Linked DNA regions of Mus musculus: region 1 is linked to region 2. Evidence: chromatin loops called from intact Hi-C (ENCODE). Cell type or tissue: heart. All regions are shown on one strand. Links, peaks and the distances in the headings refer to the core of each region. The heading gives the core; the rest is flanking DNA.

What was found. A loop is a pair of places that touch in the nucleus more often than their neighbours do. Peaks named below come from ENCODE experiments on the same cell type or tissue, not always from the same donor. Only the 100,000 strongest peaks of a DNase experiment are listed, where the experiment ranks them.
Region 1: a loop joins it to region 2, with 13 times the contacts of the local background. A loop is called at or near these places in 1 of 42 quality-filtered maps.

Annotation. Positions count from the first base shown.
Region 1 is chr7:28,737,772-28,745,851 of GRCm38, reverse strand. Fbxo17 (F-box protein 17) reads right to left here. Exons shown (of 7, transcript NM_015796.2): 7 at 7,708-8,080. Mrps12 (mitochondrial ribosomal protein S12) reads left to right here and starts at 4,031. Exons shown (of 3, transcript NM_011885.5): 1 at 4,031-4,087; 2 at 4,298-4,365; 3 at 5,613-6,211. The coding sequence starts at 4,317. The coding sequence ends at 5,983. It overlaps Sars2 (seryl-aminoacyl-tRNA synthetase 2), which reads right to left and starts at 3,884. Exons shown (of 16, transcript NM_023637.3): 1 at 3,570-3,884; 2 at 1,515-1,610. The coding sequence starts at 3,836. In heart, for the core only: a CTCF peak has its summit at 3,605 (motif pointing left); a DNase peak (open chromatin) is centred at 3,931; H3K4me3 peaks cover 2,015 bases; H3K27ac peaks cover 1,596 bases.
Region 2 is chr7:28,859,413-28,875,172 of GRCm38, reverse strand. It overlaps Lgals7 (lectin, galactose binding, soluble 7), which reads right to left and starts at 10,787. Exons shown (of 4, transcript NM_008496.4): 1 at 10,687-10,787; 2 at 10,254-10,342; 3 at 9,438-9,639; 4 at 8,889-9,093. The coding sequence starts at 10,692. The coding sequence ends at 8,980. It overlaps Gm10648 (a long non-coding RNA gene), which reads left to right. Exons shown (of 3, transcript XR_881920.1): 2 at 4,320-4,397; 3 at 4,482-4,628. In heart, for the core only: CTCF peaks have their summits at 5,618 (motif pointing right), 7,225, 7,431 and 9,078; DNase peaks (open chromatin) are centred at 7,522 and 9,032; H3K4me3 peaks cover 1,506 bases; H3K27ac peaks cover 2,644 bases.

The DNA.
Region 1 (8,080 bases), core at 1-8,000, 130 kb after region 2:
AGAGGTCTGCCTGTCTCTGCCTCCCGAGCTCTGGGATTAAAGGTGTGCGCCACCACCTCCCAGCTAGGATTTTTCCTTGTTTTTTTTTTTTTTTTAAAGATTAATTTATGTATTTCATGTACATGAGTGCTCTATCTGCATAGGCCAGAAGAAGGGGGCATTAGATCTTAGTACAGATGGTTGTGAGCCACCATGCGGTTGCTGGGAATTGAACTCAGGACCTCTGAGTTCACAGTAGCCAGTGCTCTTAACCACTGAGCCATCTCTCCGGTCCCTGTCTGTCATTATTTTAAACGACCTTTGGGGGAATCACATAGGACAGCCTGGCCTGGAACCTGATATGTAGCTGTGGTTATTTTAAGGAGAACAGACCCAATAGCTCTCCTGTTTTCATGCTTAGTCCCCAGGTGATGCACTGTTTGAAAGGATTAGGAAGTTTGGCTTTGTTAGAGTAGGCACAGACTTGGGGGAAGATATGCCACTGGGCGTGGGCTCCGAAGTATCAAGAGCACACAGCAGGCCTAGTGTCTGCTCCCTGCCAGCGGGATGAGGATCACAATCTAAAGCTCTCAGCCACTGCACCGGCCATCCATGCCTGTCTGCTTCCCGCCATGATGACAACAGACTAACCTTCCAAAACCCTACGCCAGTCCCCAGTTAAGTACCTGCTGGATCTCCTCACGGCAACACAACAGTGCCTAAGACCGAAGCTAAGGATACGGAACTCCTGATCCTCTGACCTCTACCTGCCAGATGCTGGGATTACAGCTGTGTGCCACCAACACCTTTAGGACCCTACTAAGCCATCTGTGTGAGTGCTACTGGTTATCAAGCTTTGTAAATGTTGAACTGTGGACTCTATATGGGGCACTTTAACTGAATATTAGGGTTACAAAAAAAATCAGCAACAGTACAGGTTTCTGTATGCACAATGATGTAAACTAGTTACCAATCAAACATGTAAGAAATGTGAGGTGTTTCTGGTAAAAAGGGGGCTGGTGGGTGGGGGAAGGTTAAGAAGCCAGGTGCTCTCCTCTCTCCTCCTCACAGACCTCATTCAGGTTGTCCCTCTCTAGACAGCTTTCAGTTCAGGAGCAGGGACACTGGCCCTAAGCTAGCAACAGTGACTTACCATCCTGCTGATGACTGTCATGGGTGTCTGAGCTCTGGCAACAAGAGGGGCTTCTACTTAGGGAATGGTCTCCTTGCTCTTGGAAAAGACCTGGAGGTAGACCTTGTCTCTGACCTGCTGGCAGCCATCTTGGGACTGGGATGGGGTCCGATCTATGCACTGAAGTTGGGCACACAGAGAATCTGGTTGGAGATGCTGAAGAGAGCTAATTTATCAGCCTAGGAACATCAGGCCTGGGTGGCTTGCTTTATTAGGTAACAACTGTCTACATGATTCAAGCCCTTTTCATTGGGTTTCCTGTTATTCCCAGACAGAGAGGCATCCTAGCTGCCTCTGGCCTAACCCGGTGAACGCAGGACCCCTGTTCCCCATGCTCACTCACCAGCAGGGCCCGCACTGCCTCTGCCACAGCCTCCTTCTCTGCCTCCAGGCTCCGGATCTGCTCTCGAAGCTGCCTCAACTCCTGCCACGTGGAGATCTGTGGGAGAACACCACAGTGAAATGGCCACTGCTCTGAAGTCTCCTCTGCCAGGCACCTGGATGGCAGTGGGGGAGGGGCACTCTCTTCTCCCATTAGCACTATGACACCCAGAAGCTGGGGTGGGCACACAGTTGCCCTGAATCAATGCATTTCCCAGTTTACTTTGAAGCCACTTCTGTTGGTATGATCACGACCAACCAACGGAAAATCATGGAAGTGTGACTCTTTTATTTATTTATTTATTTTTAGTTTTGTAAGACAGTGTATTTATGTACAGCCCAGGGTGGCCTTGAACTTGTAATCAACCTGTCATTCTCTGAGTGCACTAACACACGCCTGGCTAAGTCACCTCTTTAAAGGTGACTAAACTTTTTCTTTCTTGTTTATTTACTTTGTGTGGCTGCAGCATGGATGTCAGAAGACAGTATACGAAGTCAGTTCTCTCCCAGGGATTGAACTCAGGTCGTCAGCTTGGCAGTAAGGACCTTTACCTGCTAAGCCATCTCCCCTGTAAATATAAGGCTCTTCTGTAAATATAAGGTCTCCTTATGTAGTCCTGGGTACCCTGGAACTTGCTAAGGAGACCAAAGATCTGCCTGCCTCTTCCTCCTCCAGAGTACTTCATCACCACACCCAGACAGACCTTTCTTCTATTATTATTATTATTTTTTATTTATTTATTTATTTTTTTACAAGACAGGGTTTCTCTGTATAGCCCTGGCTTCCTGGAACTCACTCTGTAGACCAGGCTGGCCTCGAACTCAGAAATCTGTCTGCCTCTGCCTCCCGAGTGCTGGGATTAAAGGCGTGCACCACCACCGCCCGGCTCCTTTCTTCTATTATTAAGCATGTACGTGACTTTCTTGTGTTTGCGCTTAAATGAGGGGTCAGAAGACAATTCTCTCAAGAATTGGTTTTCTCCTACCACCAGGAAATTGAACTCCGGTTATCAGGTTTGGCAGGAAGTGCCCTATTTGGCTTAGCCACCAGTGCTTACTGGTGAAAAACTAAACATGACAAAAACTTGAAATATGGCTAAAGTGATTGACAATGACTGGTGGTGTGAGAGTCTGTAGTGACCTGAATGAGAAATGTCCCCCATATCCTGACATTTGAACATGGTCAAATGATCAGTGGCTGGTGATGTTTGGGGAGGCTTAGGAGGCGTGGCCTTGCTGGAGGAAATATGTTCCTGGAGGTGGGCTTTGAGAGCTTAAAGCCTCGTCCTGCATCTAGTTTGAGGTCTGTGCTTCATGATTGTGGTTAAAGATGTGTGCTGTCAGCTTACTGCTCTGTGACCTGCTGCTATTCTGCCATTCCCTACCAAGCCCAAAATAAATCCTTCTGTAAGTTGCTTTGTTCATGGTGTTTTATCAAGGCAACAGAGTTGGGAAGATTCATCTATTACATTCGGAATTCACTACCGGCATGGAGACCCCCAATTTTAGTTCCCTATAAGGTAGAATTATGGCGCATAGTCTTAACCTCTGGATCATAAATACATGAACAGATATACCTTAAATATCTGTTTAGCAGGTATTTATCCATTCAACTCCATCAGGATGTTTATAGCAGGATGCAAAGCTCTGTCTCCAAAATTCCCTCTGATTCACACCTCCCTCCTCATTTTTCTTTGTGGCCTAAGGGTGAGCCCGGCACGAAGTTTGAGTACAGAAGACAATGGTATTTAGGTTCTGGGAGTACAGTAGATACCAACTGTCGAATTATGAAATGCATGCAAAAGGGCATGTAGGTCACAGAAGGCATCCACGACGTTCAATAGGGCCTCAGTTCTCCCTAGATCATTGGCACCTAAGTGGGTGTCATGCACAAGACATTGCCTAACTTGGGAAGGAACCCAAATTCCTGTTGAGTAGTTTTTCCCACAACTGGAATGCATCTGGTAAACCCAGTTCTGTAAAGCATCCTGCTCCCTCAGGGCGCAAGCGCACTCACAATCGCAGGCAGGTCGGCCGGCCGCAGCTCCCCCTTGCGGAGCTCCAGGGAGCGCGCGGCTTTTTCTGGGCATGCGCACACCGACTCCATGTCCAAGTAGGGAAGCTCGCTGTAGCCCTCTCGTGCGTGTTCGTACAGGAGGTTCCGGACTCGTTTCTCCGTAGCGAAACTCCTCCTTGGGTTCTGGCTGCACACGCAGCGTCCTCGGGACCGGAGCCCCTGGCGAGCCAGGAAAGGCCACCAAAGCCGCGCCATGGACGCAGCCATCTTGGAGTGGAAACAAGAAGTCACTCATCATGGACGAGCCAATCAGACGCGCAAGGAGATTTCCCGCCCAGGCTTCAGAATCCCTTCCAATGAGGAAAATGGAACTCAGCTAGAATCTGTTATTGTCCAATCGTCATCCTTGTCCCGTCCCTTCAGTGACGCAGGAAAGATCTAGCCAATCACTAAGGAGGAACCCCGGAAGGGGCTGGAGGTAGGGGTTGGCGTGTGTGCGACCCCGCTAGGTTGGTGAGGTGGGTGCAGTTATCTGTGATCCAGATCTCTCCTCTCTCCTCAGTTTCCCCTTCCAGTATCCGGGCAAGGGCGGTTGGGTCCTTGGGGGCCTACTCAGAAGGAGACTGAATTTGCGAGGGGACTTTCTGTTTTAGAGGAGATTCTAGAAGGCTCTGAGAGTGGGTTTCTGGTCCCAACCTCCTTTCTGAATGTCTTCTCTCCTAATACAGGGACGCTGCAGGCGGCGAGATGTCCTGGCCCGGCCTTCTTTATGGCCTCACCACGTCCCTCAGTCGTGGTAAGTGAGCATGGGCCACAGGGACGAGGACAGCTCCCTGGCATTTGCGTGTTTTTGCCAGATTTCGGATGGTATCATCTTTAAGCACGGTGCCTTTTCTATTTTGGAGACAGGGTTTCACTGTAGTCCAGGTCAACTTCCAAATCACTTTGTAGACAGGATGGCCTTGACCTCCTGACTACCGCTTCAATCTCCCAAGTTCTGGAGTTACAGGCGTTTTCTACCACGCTCCCGGCTCAGGGGGCAGGAGGTGGGAAGGTCCTGTGTTCTTAGAGTTTAAGTCAGTCTTAGTCATGGCTCCCCTGCATCGATAGCGGTGAATCCCTGAGATTGCATTGCCTGGTGATATTCTGTCTTAGTTTGTGTAAGTGCACTCTCGATGTCCGTGTAACAATCATACCAACAAATGCTCCTTTCTTGGCATGTCTCCCTGCTTAGGTGTCTCTCAGTAGTGTTTATTCCTTCAGTGTTTATTGATCACCCCCTACAGGTGAGAAGGCCAAGCTAAGAAGTTTAGTGGTGGCGCACACCTTTAATCCCAGCACTCGGGAGGCAGGCAGATTTCTGAGTTCGAGGCCAGGCTGGTCTACAAAGTGAGTTCCAGGACAGCCAGGGCTACACAGAGAAACCCTGTCTCAAAAAACCAAAAAAAAAAAAAAAAAAAGAAGAAGAAGAAGTTTAGTTATTCATTCACGTGCTATTTTTCTAATTCTAAGACGGGCCACCCATTGGAGGACAACTTTTATGTTCCTAGACATTGCCCAGACATCAGGTTTGTACACAGTGTTCTGAGGGAGGCAGGCATTGGGTATTCCATTCACATGGTATTTCGAGACAGGGTTTCTCTGTGTAGCCCTGGCTGTCCTGGAACTCACTCTGTAGACCAGGCTGGCCTCGAACTTAGAAATCCGCCTGCCTCTGCCTCCGGAGTGCTGGGATTAAAGAGCAGTCAGTGCTCTTACCCTCTGAGCCATCTCGCCAGCCCGCAACCAGTGCTCTTAACCACTGAGGTATCTTTCCAGCCCCTGTATGAATGTGTGTATGTAAGTGCAACCCATGGGTGTGTCAGATCCTCTGGAACTAGAGGTGTGTGAGCCACCACTGTGGGTGCTGCGAATCAAATGGTCGTCCTTTGCAGGAGCAACAAGTGCTTCTAACCACGAGCCATCTGTCCCCACTGAATAGTCTTAGACTTGGATTCCTATCTAGAATACGGAAACCTAGTAGGCCCTCTTGTGTCTCTCCAGGCCTAGCCCTCGCTCCCCAGCTCTGGGCCGCCCGTTCCATGGCCACCCTGAACCAGATGCACCGCTTAGGCCCCCGGAAGGAACCCCCTAAGCGTCTGGGCCCCACAGAGGGCCGGCCCCAGCTGAAGGGTGTGGTGTTGCGCACATTCATCCGAAAGCCGAAGAAGCCCAACTCCGCCAACCGCAAGTGCTGCCGAGTCCGCCTCAGCACAGGCAAAGAGGCTGTCTGCTTCATCCCCGGGGAGGGCCACACCCTGCAGGAGCATCACGTGGTCCTCGTGGAGGGTGGTCGCACCCAGGACCTGCCTGGGGTCAAACTCAAAGTTGTGAGGGGCAAGTATGACTGCGGCCACGTGCAAAAGAAGAAATGACAGTAATTCACAGTGGTCTGGCACTCGATCCTTGGAAACGGGTTCTTCCTACTCCCGGGTCTTGGGCTCAAATCTTACTGTGATTCAGCAAGACTGTTGTTAACCTGCAAGAGTACTGAAGGTGAATTGGAAGGCAGTACCCCTGTGCGTCCATGTTCAGTGTTTGCAGGTTGACCTCATGTGCTGGGATGGGGTTTGTAATAAATATATCTTCAGGTTGTGATGTTACTCAGTGTGCGGTGTCTGTCCCCGGGTGTGGTGGCAAATGCCAAGCTGTGCACCTCAGTTCCCTCTTCCTAAACAGGTCACTGACAGAGGAAGTGTTCTAGGTGCTGAACGTTATTAACCGTGTGCTCCACATGGTTAGTGCACATATGTGTGTGGAGGTGATGTGGGTTCTTTTGTTTGGGGGATGGGTGTGTGCATGTGAGTGCAGATGCCCTTGGAGGCCACCGTTCTGGGTCCCCCCAGGGTTCGGTTGTGAACTGCCTGTTGTGGGTGCTGGAAACCAAACGGGTTTTCTCTGAGAGCAGTTTGTGTTTCTAACCTCTGAGCCATCTGCCAGCCCCTTTAGCATCTGTTTTATTGGGCAGATTGGAAGGATTTAGAGTAGGCATTAGAGGCGGCTCCCCCACAGCCTGTCTGGTGCCAGGCATCTCTACAGGGGGTAGAGGGCAGGAGAAAAGTTGTTACCTGGCAGGAGGCAAGGAGCCTCTGAGGAACTGATGAGATGTGCTGCCAGGCAGGCAAAGGTGGGGTGCTACAGGGTGTACAGACAGACAGGACAGACACAGTCCTGTCCCCCAGGTGGATAGGGACCCAGAGCTGGATCTGAGATGCAGATGTCCCAGTGACCACTGTTCCCTGCTAACAATAAACTCATTCCCAAAATATGCAGATAAGAGTCACTGTCCAGGGCTGGCCTGGCAGCTCAGTGAGCAAAGATGGCTGCCAAGAAGCCTGGTGTCCTGAATTTGATCCCCAGGGTAAAAGCAAGCCTTCTGCAAGTTGTGCTCTGACCTGATGTGTGCCAGGTGTGTTTGTGGTTTTCAACCTGTGAGTCTCCACCCCGTTAGAGGTTGAACAACCCTTCTGCAGGGTTGCCTAAGGCCATTGGAAAACATACTTAAATTATGATTCAAAACTAGCAAAATTACAGTTATGAAGTAGCAATGAAAATAACTTTATGGTGGGGGGTCAGCACAATCTGAGGAGCTGTATTAAAGGGTTGCGGCATTTAGGAAGGTTGAGAACCTCTGGTCTACACAAACTAAAGTCATGGTGAGTGTGGCTCTTTCAGAGGACCCAAGTTCAATTCCCAGCACTCACGTCAGGTGGCTCACAACCACCAGTAACTCCAGCTCCCTCTTTGGACTCCTGCACTCATATGCACATACCCATACAGAGACACACACATGCACATACCTACACACAGACACACACATGCACATACCCATACACAGACACACACATGCACATACCCACACACAGACAACACACATGCACATACCCACAAGCAGACATACACATGCACAGACACACACAGACACAAACATGCACATACCCACACGCAGACACACACATGCACATACCCACACACAGACACACACATGCACATACCCACACACAGACACACACATGCACATACCCACACACAGACACACACATGCACATACCCACACACAGACATGTACCCACAGACAAACACAGAATTGAAAAAAAAATTTTTTAAAGATGTATTTATTTATCGTATGTCTTTGAGTATACTGTTGCTATCTTCAGTCACTCCAGAAGAGGGCATCAGATCACATTGTAGATGGTTGTGAGCCACCATGTGGTTGCTGGGAATTGAACTCAGGACTCTGGAAGAGCAGTCAGTGCTCTTAACCGCTGAGCCATCTCTCCAGCCCCGGATTAAGAAAATTTTTAAAGTCACTGTCTTCTTATAAGTAGCTTTCTCCTTTTGTTATGATCCCAAGCTTGGTCTATTGGATATTCTCTCTTTTTTGACAGGGCCTCATGTAGCTCAGGCTGGCCTTGAAGTCAGTATACAGCTGGGGATGACCTTGAACTCCAGATCCTCCTCCGTTTACCTTG
Region 2 (15,760 bases), core at 4,112-12,111:
GGCCAGACACATCTTCAGTACACAGCTTTAATCCCAAAGAATGAAGGTAAAGTTAGTTTGTAGAAGGAAGCACCCATGTTTGAAAGTGATGTCTAATTGAGTGGCAGACAAAGTGATTTATCAGAGAAAGATTTGACAGAATAGGATCTGCCCAACTCTAGTGAAGAGAGAGAAGAAATAGAAGCTACTTAAGGGGCAATGCAGAGAGAGAGAGAGAGAGAAATAGATTTTTACTGAGACAGTTGTACAGAGACAGGTTGCAAAGAGAGAACAAATTAGACACAGGTGAAGACTGAATGAGCCAGAGAATGAGTTGGAGCCAGAAGATTAGAACAGATTACAAAAGTTATTTTGAGGCCTAGCAGAGCAATTCAAGAGAAGCTGAGAGAAGCCAGATCAGCTGAGTTTTGAGCCAGATCAGCTGAGTTGAATAGGCAGCTAGAGATCAGAAAGAACTAGAACGGTTGAGCTTATTTTGCAGTTAAGACTTAGAAGCTGAAAACATTCTAGGCCTAGATAAGATTGTACAGAGGCTAGAAGCTTCCAGGACTAGGTCTAGGTTAGCAGCAGACAGAGGCAGTAAACCTCGGAGACAACAATTACATCAGGCCCATAAAAGATACTATTATATAGAAATTTATTATTGGGGGGGTGGTCTCGAGACAGGGTCTCTCTGCACATAGCCCTGGCTGTCTTGGAACTCACTTTGTAAACCAGGCTGGCCTTGAACTTATTTTTGAGACAGGAATACGGAGTTGACAATCTATGCATGCCCTGTGACTGGACTTCTTAGTTGCCAGAAGCAATTTTTGAGTTTCCATTTCAAAAATTGGGGTTATAAAACTGAAATTGAACTGAAAAATTCCTTTAAAAAGATTCTGACCTTTGGAAAACAGGAAAAACCTGGGGATTCAGACTCTGCCACAGGAAGGGCTCCTGGGGATGAGAGTTAATTATTCCCAGACTTAAATCAGCCAAGATCACTGGGGATGCTTAAGACACTGAGACCACATACCACCTCAGGATAGGAACAAACCAGACTGTCAGCCCAGTGACTGACAAAAGTCGCTGTGACTTGGGGCAGCCCAGATTAAAGTGAGAGGACTTTTAAGGGGCCAAAACCTGTCTAATATCCAAAACGTTTAACCTAAGCACGTCCCGTATTCTGATGTGTGCCGTTCTGCCTCGTGGGTTCATTCATATGGACGGCAGCAGTGTTTCTGAGTCCCTGAGACTGCGTGGTGGGCATGAACCAATGATTTGACTAAATGTGCCTCTTCTGATGCTTTCCAAACTGAGTAGACAGGTTGATCAGGACCTAGAGGTATCAGCATAGCACTTCCACTCGCTTGCAGAAACGATCCTACAAACCTGGAGAGGCTTAGACTCACTTCTCCTGAGATAAAGGAAACTGTGTCTGGCTTTGGGGAAAGCCCATTGTTTCTATGCTAGTTGATTGGGGGTAATAAAAAGAAAAAAAATCTCATGGCTCAGAAAAAGCTCAAGGGGCTGGAGAGATGGCTCAGTGGTTAAGAACACAGACTGCTCTTCCAAAGGTCCTGAGTTCAAATCCCAGCAACCACATGGTGGCTCACAGCCATCTGTAATGGGGATCCGATGCCCTCCTCTGGTGTGTCTGAAGACAGTGACAGCAACAGTGCACTCACATACATGAAATAAATAAATAAATTTTAAAAAGAAAAGAAAAAGCTCAAAAAGAGGAGACAAAACCCTAAGTCAGATCATTGGCATCAGTTCTGTTCTCTGCGTTCTGGCCAACCGCTCTGCTCTCAGCCAGGGCTGAGCTGTGAATTCTTATTCTGATTGGATTAACAGTGGCTGCCCTGCATCTTAAATGATATGGCCAAGTATGTATCAGTTCAGTAAAATTAGCAGCCGGAGGGCCAACTACAGTTCTTTAAAACAGGATGCGCTCGTGATTTGACTCATTCGCTAGGATCGCTGGAGGTTGTAAGAAGCCCCCAGACCTCAGCCCGACTGACTCCCATTCAGAACATAGACAGCAGCACCTGCCTAAGGTAAAGTGAACAGCTAATCCCAGAGAGCCTGCAGTTCTGGGAAAGCCTCTAAATGTGCTAACCTTGCCTTTGGCTCCTGCACTTTTGATTCTGGCTAACAGTTCTTGTTAGCTGAAGCAAGTCAATCCGAGATGTGGTTTTTGTACTTAAAAGCTCACTCTGAGAAAGGCTCAGTGCTACCCTGGGATCTGGAACACCCGCTGCAGTCGCCTACTGCCTAATAAAGACTTCCTATTGGCTTAAATCAGGTCCGAGTAGTCTTCTCTGGTGGGTACCCCGTAATGATAGTCAGTTCCAGGATAGCCAGGGTTAAAGAGAGAGACCCTGTCTCAAACAAAACAGAACAACTTTTGTTGTTGTCATTGTTGGTTTTCAAGACAGGGTTTCTCTGGGTAACCCTGGTTGTTCTGGAACTCGCTTTGAAAACCAGGCTGGCCTTGAACCCAGAGATCTACCTGGAAAAAAAAAAGTCTTAAAAAGCCTAGGAAGGCTGGGGAGATACCTCACTAGGTAAGTGCTTTCTGGGGACCTGAGAACACCCCTACAAGCTGAGGGCTGCTGCTCTTGCCAGGCATGTAGACAAGCACATCTCTGGGGCACCCAGGCCAGCCAATCACGTCTCAGCAACTATAAAGGGGGTCAGGCGCTTGCTGCCAAGCTTGCTGGCTTGAGTTTGATCCCTAAGAGATGGAGAGAGCCAACTCCTGCAAATTGTCCTCTGACTCCCATGCGCATATTTTGGCAGGCACGTACACAAGCTAAATTAAAATGGATATTTATATTTGAAATAACGTATGTCATTGTGATCTATGTCTGTGATGATGTAGAACAAAAGAGAAAGGAAAGGAAGACTTTAGACCCAGGCTGCTGCATCTTCCTGGAGTGAAATCAGACTCATAAAGATGATACACACTGTTAAGCCCCTAGACAGCTTTTCTCTTTTCTTTTCTTTCCCTTTCTTTTCTTTTCTTTTCCTTTCCTTTCTTTTCTTAAGATGTATTTAATTTATATGAGTACACTGTTGCTGTCTTCAGACACACCAGAAGAGGGCATCCGATCCCATTATAGATGGTTGTGAGCCACCACGTGGTTTCTGGGAATTGAACTCAGGACCTCTCGAAGAGCAGTCAGTTCTCTTAACCACTGAGCCATCTCTGCAGCCCACAGCTTTTTTTTTTCTTAACAGGGTCTCTTTGTGTGTGGCCCTGGCTGGCCTGGAAGTGGCTATGTAGATCAGGCTGGCCTTAAATGCACAGGCATACGTCTGCCTCTGCCTCCCCCGGTACTGAGATTGAAGTCCTATGCCAACACACAGGTTGGAAACAGCTATTAAATACATGATGGTAGCATGCGTCTTTAGTCACAACACCCAGGAAATTGTACCAAGACTGAATTTGAGGCCAACTTGAGCTACACAGAAAAGCCCTTCTCGAAAAAGAGAAACAACAACAACAACAAAATCTCAGAGGTTGTCTGTGGCAGCCAGGTCCGTGGTGACCTCCTAAGCTGCGGAACAGGCAGTGTTCGTCTCCCAAATCATACCAAGGTTGGTACAGGTGATGACAAGCTGGCAGAGGGGATTACACCATGTCTAAGACGAGGCTACACAAAACATCTCGGCTTTTGCCCCGGGCAGCCTCTCTGGGGATGCAGCCACTTCTTGTACCTCCTAGGAAAAGCTCGAGCTTTCTGCTGGGCGTGGTGGCGCACGCCTTTAATCCCAGCACTCGGGAGGCAGAGGCAGGCAGATTTCTGAGTTCGAGGCCAGCCTGGTCTACAAAGTGAGTTCCAGGACAGCCAGGGCTATACAGAGAAAACCTGTCTCAAAAAAACAAAACAAAACAAACAAACAAACAAAGAAAAAGACCCGTGTCTGAGCGTCTTCTTAGAGTTAGACCCTACAGCATCAGCTAGCTCTTTGGAAGGACTGCGCACCTCTGTACCGGGATTGGCTTGAGTACATAAGCGCAAGGCACGATGGGTGAGGCAAGCGTTTAAAGCACTGTGGGCGATGCCACAATGTTGCAACGCTGGTGAAGCAAGATACCAGCCACTAGATAACGCGACAGAATGAGCGTGGCTCAGTGCCAATAAAACTTTATTTGTGAACACCAAAGTGTGAAGTCATATAATTTTCAGTATCACATAATGGAAGTTGTCTTTGATTTTTTTTTCTCTCTCTAGCTATTTAAGCTTGGAAAACTCATTCTTAGCATGTGAGCCATAGGAAGTGGGGCAAACTGGGCCTCCATCCTCAGTGCACCACTCTCTCTTTTATAGGATTGTAAGCTCCACTGGCATGAGCAGTCCTGAGCCACCACGCAGAGTCACTCCCAAATTCCTAACCTCAGGTATCAAGTAAGATAATCAGTGGTAAGTTCTCGGGGGGGGGGGGGGGCTTGTTGTTATGCAGTAATAGATAACCGATATATCCTTAAACAGGATGAAAAAGCCAGGTCAAATATACGTTGTCTACAACTTTCTGCTAGATGTGGTGTATACCCACGATCCCAGTGCTCGAAAGGCTGAGGCAGGAGGATTGGAGAGGATCACTGTGAGCTTGAGACCAGCCTGGTTCACACGCATGCATACAGGTAGAACACTCACGCGTATAAAATAAAAATAATAAATCTATTTTAGAAAAAAAACAAAAAACACCAACCTGAAAGGGGCGTGGTGGTGGTGGTGGTGGTGGTGGTGGTGGTGCACATCTTTAATCCTCAGGAGGCAGAGGCAGGAGGAGCTCTGTGAGTTCAAGGCCAGTGTGGTATACAGAACAAGTTCTAGGGTAGCAAGAGCCACATATAGAAACCCTGTTTTGGGAAAAACAACAACAAAAACAAACAAAACCCCCCAAACTGAAAGGGCTAACCATAGGACTGGGGAGTGTGGCTCAGTGGGCAGAGTCCCAGCATCCACTTAGTGACTTGAAGTTGTCTATAACTTCAGTTCCAGGAAATCTGATGATCTCTCTGATCTCTGAGGGTTCCGGGCATGGGTGTGATACCCAGACACAGGTGCAGGAATACTCATTCACATTAAATAACTAAAAAAAAAAAAAAAAGTTGTTCTTTTTTTTTTTTTTTTTTTTTTTTTTTCAAGACAAGGTTTCCCTGTGTAGCCCTAGCTGTCCTGGAACTCACTTTGTAGACCAGGCTGTCCTCGAACTCAGAAATCCGCCTGCCTCTGCCTCCCAAGTGCTGGGATTAAAGGCGAGTGCCACCACGCCCAGCAAAAAAAAGATTTTAAATACTATTTGTTTTCTTCTAAGAACACTCATAACTGGGGACTAATACACAGTAGGGACTCAGGGATGTCACTATGACTGGTGTGATTCCTGGAGCTAAAAGCAGCTCGGAGACCACACTGCCACTTACCTGGAGGCCTGGGGGAAGTTAGCTAATGTGAATACATCTCAAAGTCTGCAGAGGGAAGACCCCCTCTGTGAAAACTTGGAGCACAGCGTGTGTTTTGAAAATTTCCCCCTTTTTTCTATTTCCTTTTTTCTTTCTTTCTTTTTTTTAAAAGATTTATTTATTTATTATATGTAAGTACACTGTAGCTGTCTTCAGACACTCCACAAGAGGGCATCAGATCTCATTATGGATGGTTGTGAGCCACCATGTGGCTGCTGAGATTTGAACTCAGGACCTTCAGAAGAGCAGTCGGTGCTCTTAACCGCTGAGTCATCTCTCCAGCCCCCTCCTTTTTTTCTTTTTAATAGCATCCCATTACATAGCCTAGAACTCACAAGGATCCACCTACCTCTGCCTCCCAATTGCTGGGATTGAAAGCATGGACCACCATGCCCTGCCCATTTTTGTTTTTTAACACATGCATGTGTGTAGATGTTTGCATATACATTCATGTGCCAGAGGCCAGAAAAAGGAGATGGATCCCTGGGGCCGATGTTTTGAGCTCATATTATTGACATGGGTACTGAAAAATGAACGTAGGTCTTCTGCAAGAGCAGGTATGTACTCTCAGGCACTGAGCCATCTCTCCAGCTCCTGAGAGTGTTTAGAAACATCAGTGGTTTACTGCTATCTACTGCAGCAAGGTGCACAGACCCCATTCCCCACTGTGCCAAGACCGCTGCTTAGTTAGCATTCTATTTTGAATATTTCTCAAAGGGACATCGTTTTTTGTTTGATTTGATTACTCATTTAGTTTTCTATTTTGATTTATTTCTGCCTATCGAGGCAAGGTTTCTCTGAGTAGCCCTGGCTATCCTGAAACTCGATCTGTAGACGAGGCTGGCTTTGAACTCAGAGATCTGAGTTCAGAATATATATTCTGGGCCAGACAGACGCTACAGTGAGTCCTGCCTCCAAAACAATAAATAAGTAATAATTCACTCATTTAATAATTCACTCATTAAGGGACATGGAAGATGGTTAGTATTTAAGGTGCCTGCGTGATGAAGATGATCAAAATACCGTCTTCTGGAACCTACATAAAAGCCGGGTGCGTTTGGCAGGGCTCCTATAGAAGGCAGATGATCATAGGCTCCTCAGAGCAAGCTGACTAGCCACCCTCCCAGCAGGAAAGAACAAGGAGCTGGAAGACTATCTGAGACTTATTCATTAATAAGCTGAAAAGTGGTAAAGGAATTTTTTTTTCTTTTCTGAGAAAGCACCGGCCATCCTGGAACTCACTCACTCTGTAGACCAGGCTGGCGTCTGCCTGCATCAGCCTCTCAGGTGCTGAGATTAAAGGCGTGTGCCACAAAAACACACCATACACAATAACAAACAAAATAAATTAAATTTACTTTAAAAAGAAAAAGAGGGCTGGAGAGATGGCTCAGCAGTTAAGTGCACTGACTGCTCTTTTTGAAGATCCTGAGTTCAAATCCCAGCAACGACATGGTGGCTCACAACCATCCGTAATGAGATTTGACGCCCTCTTCTGGTGTGTCTAAACATAGCTACAATGTACTTAGATATAATCTTTTTTTTTTTTTTTTTTTTTTTTTTTTTTTTTTTTTTTTTTTTTTTTTTTTGGTTTTTTCGAGACAGGGTTTCTCTGTATAGCTCTGGCTGTCCTGGAACTCACTTTGTAGACCAGGCTGGCCTCGAGCTCAGAAATCCACCTGACTCTGCCTCCCAAGTGCTGGGATTAAAGGCGTGCGCCACCACTGCCTGGCAGATATAATAAATCTTAAAAAAAAAAAAAAAAAAAAAAAAAAAGAATTAACTCGGAACATTGCTTCGGTGTTGCCAGAATTCTTTTCTACCACTAGGGGGCGCCCGTCCATAGCGCGGCTTTTGGGTATTCAGGGTGCGGGCAAGGTGAAGGGTCTCCAGCGGAAGGCCCCAAGGGCAGAAAACCTTGGGTAGAAGAAGAACAGGACCCTGAGGATCTGGCCTCCAGGGTCCCACTGAGGCCTCAGAGATTCTAGGGAGTTTCCTGCGCCCGCGTTGATCCAGGTGATAAGATGGACAGTGGCCACCAGGGGGAACTGTCGTTTGTGCTCTAGGCCTGGGCACAGATCTGTGGCCTGTCCCTCTTGGGCGTGTCTCTGGAAGAAAGTTCTAGAAAGAAGGCCAACGTGGAGCTCCAACCTGCTGCCTAAAGTGGAGGCCACAGGGAGGGCTTCCTGGTCTCCAGCGAGAGCGGTGTTGGCTCCGGGGCCCCGCATCTGGTGCTTCCCTGTCGGAGCCTGAAAATAAACCGTGGCTGTGCCCGGCCACGGAAATCGCTTATTTATGGCAGGGCCAGGGAAGTTGGTCGGGATCGTCAATTCAGGACCGCACGACCTGTGTCCAAGGGGTGCATGACTGCGATGGGGACCTGCTCGCTACGCCCCGCCCAGCTCAGAGTAACATCTGCTGGAGACATTGCGTCTGCCCTGGGGGTGTGCGAGTGGCGACCTGTTTCCAGGCTGGGAGAGGCTCCATCCTGTGGGAGATGCCCATCCCTGCCTGCCCTGGCACCTCCAGGAAGCCCAGGAAGTCGTAAGTTTGGGATGTCCAGATGAGAGAGATAAAATGGAACCCCCCCTTGTCATTTAATTAACTAATTTATCTAACTACTTATTGAGACAATTCTGTATCCCAGGCTGGCCTGGAACTCCGGGCAATTGTTCTGCTTCAGCCTACCAAGTGCTGAGGTAACTAACGGGCGTGAGCCACCAGGCCCAGCATTTCCCCTTTTTCAAAAGGAGGTATTTTGGTGGCCTTTATAAAGATGACATAGTGTAGTATAACAGTACCCCCAAATGTTAGCAAGCCGCCGGAACACAACGGCTTGCTGTGCAAAAGGCACTTGATGCTTTTTGCGTTAGACCTGAGTTCAGTTCTCAGTACCCACGTCGGACACCTCACAACTCCTTGTAACACCACCCTTTTCATTTATGTACACCTACCAGAGACGGACAGACAGACAGACTGACAGACAGAGAGAGACGTGCGCGCGCACACACACACACATTTTTTTGGGGGGGGGGATTGTTTTTTTTTTCGAGACAGGGTTTCCCCGTATAGCCCTGGCTGTCCTGGAACTCACTTTGTAGACCAGGCTGGCCTCGAACTCAGAAATCCGCCTGCCTCTCACACACACACTTATAAAGTAACTGGTGTGATCGTACTCCCTGTAATTTCTGCCAGTACTTGGGAGGCTGAGACAAGGGAGTGGCCACAATTTAACCGACCTGGGTTACACAGCCTGACTTTTTACCCCCACTCCCACCCCATACCTGATCGCTCCCCAAAGGAAACCCTACTGGGCCCCTGCGCAGCAAGTCCTGAACAGCGTCTCAGACACAGGCTCACTTTGCCCCTGGGTTACTATGTTTTTCTCTGAGTCTCAATTTCTTCAGTCACACATAAAGGACACAGGCACAGTCAGAACTACAGCTACACTTTATTCGCCATCCAAAACCCTCCTCTGCGATCCTACACCCCCACCCCTACCCGCCACGCCCTTGGGTCCTTGCTTAGAAGATCTTCACTGAATGCAGCTGCACGTCTCCGCCCACCTCCACCAAGCGCACGCGCGCGGGCGGCATCCGGTGGTGGAAGTGGAGATATTCGTCATCCCCGACCACAGCCTGCAGGGTGAGAGACCAAGTTAAGACTGGATGCGGGTCCCGGTCTGTGGCCCCGGAAGAGGCTAACTACACCCAAGCCTCCCTCTCCCCAGAAGGAAAATGGGTCTGTTGTCCATTGTAATGGGACACAATGTACTGCTAGGACACCCAGTCCCTGAGCACTTGGCTCTTGATCTCTGTTTTGTCGCTCTTAGAAGCAGACCTGGAGAGGGTCTCTGGAGGCCCGTGTCAGGTCTGGGCCTGGGGTTCCAGTACCCCAAGGGCTTTCCCGCCATCCTCGACAGCTCAGTCCCCAGCATTTGGCTCTAGACCTGGGTCTGGAGTGTTCTCCTTCAAAGACCCACCTTGAAGCCTTCCTCTGTGGCGATGAGGAGCACTTCAAAGGGCTGCCCACGCTCGAAGGGGATGCCGGTGCCTCGCTCCTCACGGCCCCATTTGCCTTGTTCTTTGGTGTTGAAGACAACCTCGGAAGTGTCCAGCCTCGGGTTAAAGTGCAAGGCGGCATCTGCTCCTTGCTCCTCACCGCATAGCAGGTTTACATGGAACCTTCGGGGACAGTAAGCCTCAAAGATCAGCAACCACCATGTGCAAGTTATGTGGTTCCACCGGCACACCCACACCCATAGGGAGTCCCTGTGTTTGTAGCCAGGATCCCCCTCATTTCCAGAGCCTGGAGCTGTCCTAGGTTGTGGGATGGCCTGCTGTGCCTGAGTGGGGTTCAGGGAATCGCACTCCAGATAAGCAGAGTTAATAGCAAGGGACCCCACTATTCCAGGTTATCAATATTCCCACAAAGCCCAAGGTCTCAATTTTAGTAGGTCATGGACTTGATGACCGGGTACCCTGGGCATCCAGGGTAGCTTCAAGATCCAAGAGAGATTTTCATTGTCCTGGAAAACTGGACATGGAGATCGTAGGACTAACCAGGGATTCTTATTATTGTTCTAGAAGCCTACATTTTTAGGGAGACTTGGGCACACCCACCCACAAGTCTTGGGGAACATCAGTGAAAATATCCAAATTAAGCTAGCAATAGGGACTCCAAGACTCCACATGGCAAACAAGGTTCCAGGGACACCATATGTGGGCTCTAAGAACCAGGGTTCAACTGAGCCAGGAGATGCCCCACCCACCCTTTCCCCTGGAACCTGGGATATCACCTGCCAGCCTGGTCAGGGACCATGCCTCGAATTCTCATGACAGTGCCCACGCGGACGCCCTGAGGCAGGGAGGTCTTGTGCTGGGTAGCCTGTAAGAATTGGGTGGGGCAAGAATGAGAACCAGGGAGACAAAGAAACAGACTGGTCAGCCCCAGCTAGGAACTCCAGGGACCAGGCAGAAACCAAGAGGGATGCAGATTAACGGAGAGGCAGAGACAGGCACACAGACCTGACAGAGACAATGCAGTTAGAAGAAAGCAAAGCCAGCTGGGAGACAACCTATCAGGACGTGCTGGTGAAACCCAAGAGATAGCAGCCAGCTCTCCTGATACCCGTTTTTTGCTTTGAAGGGGAGGTTTAAGCTAGTCCCAGCTTCCAGACTTGGCCTTGTCCCAAAGCCCCGTTTCCCCAGCTTGGGCCCCAGTATACTTACAGACATGGCGGGCACAGCAATACAGCAACAATGTGGCCAGTCGCTGTGGGAGGGGACCTTAAGTAAAGGCAAGGTAGTGGTTCAGCTCCTCCCTTTCCATCCAACGCCCACAGCTGGCACAGACCCCTGCCCTAAGGCAAAGCTGTCAAGGCCGGGCGAGTCTCCTCCTGCCCTGCCCCCACACACCAGCTCCCTCTCCCCTTTTCCTAGGCTTAGAGATAGGGACAACCTTTAATACCAAGACTGGGGAGGTTTGCCCTGTGCTCTTCTCACCTCCCCTTTCATACCCCTACCGCCCTGTCAGACACTGGACTCCCCTGGAGATCTAGTGGATCCAGAAAGGCTGCGCAAGCATCAGCCTCCACCCTTTCTGAAAGGAGCCTCTTCCCTGGAGCGCAGGCTGCTCTGCTTTGTCCTGGCCACCTCTGCTTCTGCCGTCAAAGACAGGCATAATAACTCAATGGGGTCCCCAGGAAACCCGCTATTCCTTTTTATCCTATGCTGTGCCCCCACCCTACCCCCCAGGTTACCAAGAGTGTGTTGGCACGTTTGAAGTGGTCAGTAATGGAGTGGCCAGTAACGGAGGGTCAAATAATGAAGTTTCACTAACAGTGGCCAGGCTGCTGAGACCTCTGGGTGTCCAGATGTGTGTCTGAACCTTACCAGGATATGTGGAGTATATCGAGCCACTGTACTGACGTACAGGAAACAGTGCTCATGGGAACAATTTGCCCAAAGATCAAGATCAGCGCTCTGCTCTCTCGCTCTCTCTCTCTCTCTCTCTCTCTCTCCCTCTCTCTTCTCAGTGGTTCCTACTTTTCTTCTTCAGGTCTCTATCAGCTCCTCCTTGGAACTGAGCCCACCTTCCCATCCAATGAGAGTGTGATGGAATATGGGTTGGTGGGTGTCCCGGGCTGCCAGTCACCACCCAGATCAAATGAAACACATTGGGGAAACTTCCAATAGCCTGAGTTTTAGTCTCCCTAGACCAGCACTCTAGAGAAATAGAGAAAGTGTGTGTGTGTGTGTGTGTGTGTGTGTATGTGTGTGTGGGTGTGTGTAGGGGTGACTCATAAAGAATGAAAGAGAAATTTCTGGAAGGCAGGCAAAGGGAGGGTGGGAGCGCTGAGCAGTTACCACTCCTAACAGCCCAGCAGCCTTCCTGAAAGATCTTTCCCATCCCTATCCCCACCACCCTACTCCTGCCCCACCCAGCAGGTGGCAGAGCCGGAGGCCAGATGCATGCTGGGAGTGGAAAGTTGCCTTGGAGATTAGGAACTTGCTACCTCTCCTGCTTCTCTGTCCCAGTTTCCCATATTCAGACCCCCCCCCCACGCCCGCAACACACACAACCCTAGAATACACATCAAGGAATCCCGTGAGGTGGCCCAGAGAGGGCACAGAAGATGCCAGAGAAACGTGGGCGCTGCGATGCTGGGGGAGGAGCCCTGGAGAAGACAGGCTGGAGATGGACCTGATTGCTCCACCTGGAAACCAGCGCGTGGGAGGTGAAGGCGAGAGAGTCAGCACGAGGTCATTTGAAGCCAACGCGGGCTGGAAAACACGGTCTCAAACAACAGCAACTGGCTTCCTTCCTTCCTTCCTTCCTTCCTTCCTTCCTTCCTTCCTTCCTTCCTTCCTTCCTTCCTTCCTTCCTTCCTTCCTTCCTTCCAGTGGTGAGGCATGCTTTTAATCCCAGCACTAGGAAGGCAAAAAAAAAAGCAGTTCTGTGCGTTCGAGGCCAGCCTGGTCTGGAGAATGAGTTCCAGGACAGCCAGGGCTCCACAGAGAAACCCTGTCTAAACACACACACACACACATAACAAAAAAATCAAAACACGACAACAACAAAACAAAAACAAACAAACAAACAAAAAAACACTGCTGTTCTTACAGAGGACCCAAGTTCAGTTCCCAGCACCCACATCAGGGACCTTACAACCTCCTGAAACTCCAGGTCCAGAGAATCTGATGCCTTTTTGTGGCCTCTTCAGGTTCACACACACATGGGGCACACACACACTTTAAAACTCTTTACAAACAAACAAGAAAACTTGGGTTTGAGAGGAGCTACTTAGAGTGAGGTTCGAAGGTTCTTGCCTTGGGTTTCCACAGGACAAGGACCCATCACAGGGCAGAACAAGGGGACATCAGGTTTCATGTTACACCACCACCCGTTTGTCACAGTTAGGCTGATAATTGTGGCTCCCATTATTTTAGCTTCACGCTCTGTATAAATCACCGCCTGACACTTGCCTGCACCTCGTTCTGTTTGTGGTTGCTGGTTCCCACGGCTGGCCTCTCGTTTTCTTCATCAGGGCTGGATGGAAGTTCACGTACACCTTCTTCACAGATCTGAACTTGCCTTTGGTGATTGGTAAGAGTGTTGCGCTCCATCCTTTATCAATTTCCTGCATCTATCTCCTTTCTGGGAACTGAGATGTGCTGCATCGGTGATTGAGTTTGACTGTCTCGCTGCAAGCTCTGAACGTGTTCATTTTATCATTTTTAATTCATTAGTGAATGCATTTATTCACTGGGTCTATTTTTATGAAAAAATGCTCTGGACTAAGAAGGAATCTAACAAATGGGTCCTTGAGGTTTGGGGGAGCTAAAGGGAGGTTGCTTTGGTTTGGGTTAGCTTTAAACAACAATTTCATGTAGCCCAGGCTAGCCTTGAACTTCCTAATTAGCCAAGGATGGCCTTGAATTCTTGGTCCTACTGCTGCAACCTCCCAAATGCTAGGATGTGCTGTGCTATCACAACTGGTTGGTGCAATGCTGAACCCAGAGCTTTGTCCACACTAGACAGGTACACCGGCATCGACAGCCCCAGCTCAGCTGTGGGGACTCAAAACCCAAGGCTCCACTCGTCAATGTTGGTCTGTCATAATTTTTATTATTTTTTTGTACACAGTGGAAATAATGAAGTGAAGCTAGGCATGGTGATCCATGCCTTTAAGTCCAGCTCTGGCGAGGCAGAGACAGGTATATCTTTGAGTTTGAGACCAGCCTGGACGATAGAATAAGTTCCAGCAGAGCCAGGGTGAAACAGAGAAATTGTGTCTTGAAACAAAACAACAAAAATAGAAAAAGGTAAGAAAGGAATGAAGTGATAATGATATTGATGATCTGGTGAAAAACCTGAACTTTAAAGATTTTAATTTGATTTTGGTTTAAGTGCGTGTCTGCGGAGAGATATATGCATGCAAGTGTAATGCCTGGGGAGACAAAAAGAGGGCGTCAGATTACGGGAGCTGGAATTACATAGGCTTGTGAGCCCTCTGACAGATTGTGTTGGTGTTTATTTTATGTGTATGGGTGGTTTTGCCTGCATGTATATATGTGCACCATGTGAGTGCAGTACCTGAGGAGGTCAGAAGAGGGCGCCAGGTATTCTGGTACTGGAGTTGCTGACAGTTTCTAGTCACTTGTGGATCCTGGGAACAGAACCCGAGTCCTCTGGAAGAGCAGCAAGTGCTCTTAGCCATTGACACCATCTCTTCAGCCTCCTCTTTCTTTTATAGATGAGGTCTCCGCTATAGTGCAGGTGAGCCAGGAACTATCAAACCTCTTTTCTTAGCCTCCCCATTGCTGGGGTTACAGGTTAGGGTCTCTGTACCTGTATGAAAACTAATGTTTCTAATGGTGACTATAGTAAGTTGAACACTCTAGTCTCTGACAAGGGCAAGCCTCTTCTTGTAGTGTTCAGCTCCATTTATGAACTTATTTAATTAAAATCTACTAATTATTTTAAGCGGACAGTATGATTTTTACAAGGGATTCATTTTTCCATGTTTTAATTGTGCAATAAGCATTTCTAGGCCATAAATTCGGTCTTTTAAATTTCAAGGCCTGATAATAAAATGTTCTGGGTGACTCTCTCCTCTGACGTCATGTCTTTCCTGCCCCATCCCTCTACCAGGTCCCACCGTGTAGACCTGGCTTGTCTGGAACACAGATACCTGCCTACCTGTGCCTACTGAGTGCTGGGATCAAAGACATGTACCACCCACCACACCCGGCAACCCACCTAGGTCTTGGAGACAGCATCTCTCATTAGCCTGGAGTTTGATATCGGGCTCGGTCATCTAGCCAGCCATGCTTGGAGATCCATCTGTCTCCAAATCTCCAGTGCTGGGACTACAAACACGCTCCACCATGCCTGCTTCTTATGTGGGTGCTCAAGCTCAAACTCATGTTCTCATGCTTGGGTGGCAAGCACTTTACCACCTAAGTAATCTCTCCCAGCCTCCTCAATGACTGCACCTTCTGTCCTGAGGAGTATGGGGTGAGTTAGCTACTGCTAGGTCCAGACAGATCCACCCCCACCTGGAGTGACTAACATGCTAACACACAGGGCTTTACAGGTGACTCACCCAGTGTTGTTTGTTTGCTTTGAGATTACAATATCAATATTTCTCCCTTCTCTTTCCTCCCTCCAAACCCTGGCATATACTGCTCCCTGATCCCTCTCAAGTTCATGTCCTCTTTTTTCACTAATTGTTATTGCATGTATGTATACACGTATACAATGTATACATGTGCATTTATGTAAGTTGCATGTATATACACAATGTATATATATATATATAATTTTTAATATACATATGTATTCTTAAATATACCTTGTTCAGCCGATACAATGTTGCTTATATGTATATTTCCAGGGATGACCATTTCTAGTCATGTAACACTTCTCTGAGGAGGAACTCCCACACCCAGCTTTCCTCCTTTGCCTGCTGTTCTTTGTATAGGACTGAGGCCTTGTGGGCCTTTCTCCATCCACTTTGGCATATCTATTGGTGGTGTCCTTGTTCAGCTCATGCTTGGGCAGCCATGTTGGTGAGACTTCATGGGTGTGGCTTCTGATATTACTAGGAGAACACAATCTCACAGCGAACTCCCTGACCCGTTGGCTCTTTTTTTTTTTTTTTTTTTTTGGGGGGGGGGTTTCGAGACAGGATTTTTCTGCATAGCCCTGGCTGTTCTGGAGCTCACTTTGTAAACCAGGCTGGCCTCGAACTCAGAAATCCGCCTGCCTCTGCCTCCTGAGTGCTGGGATCAAAGGCGT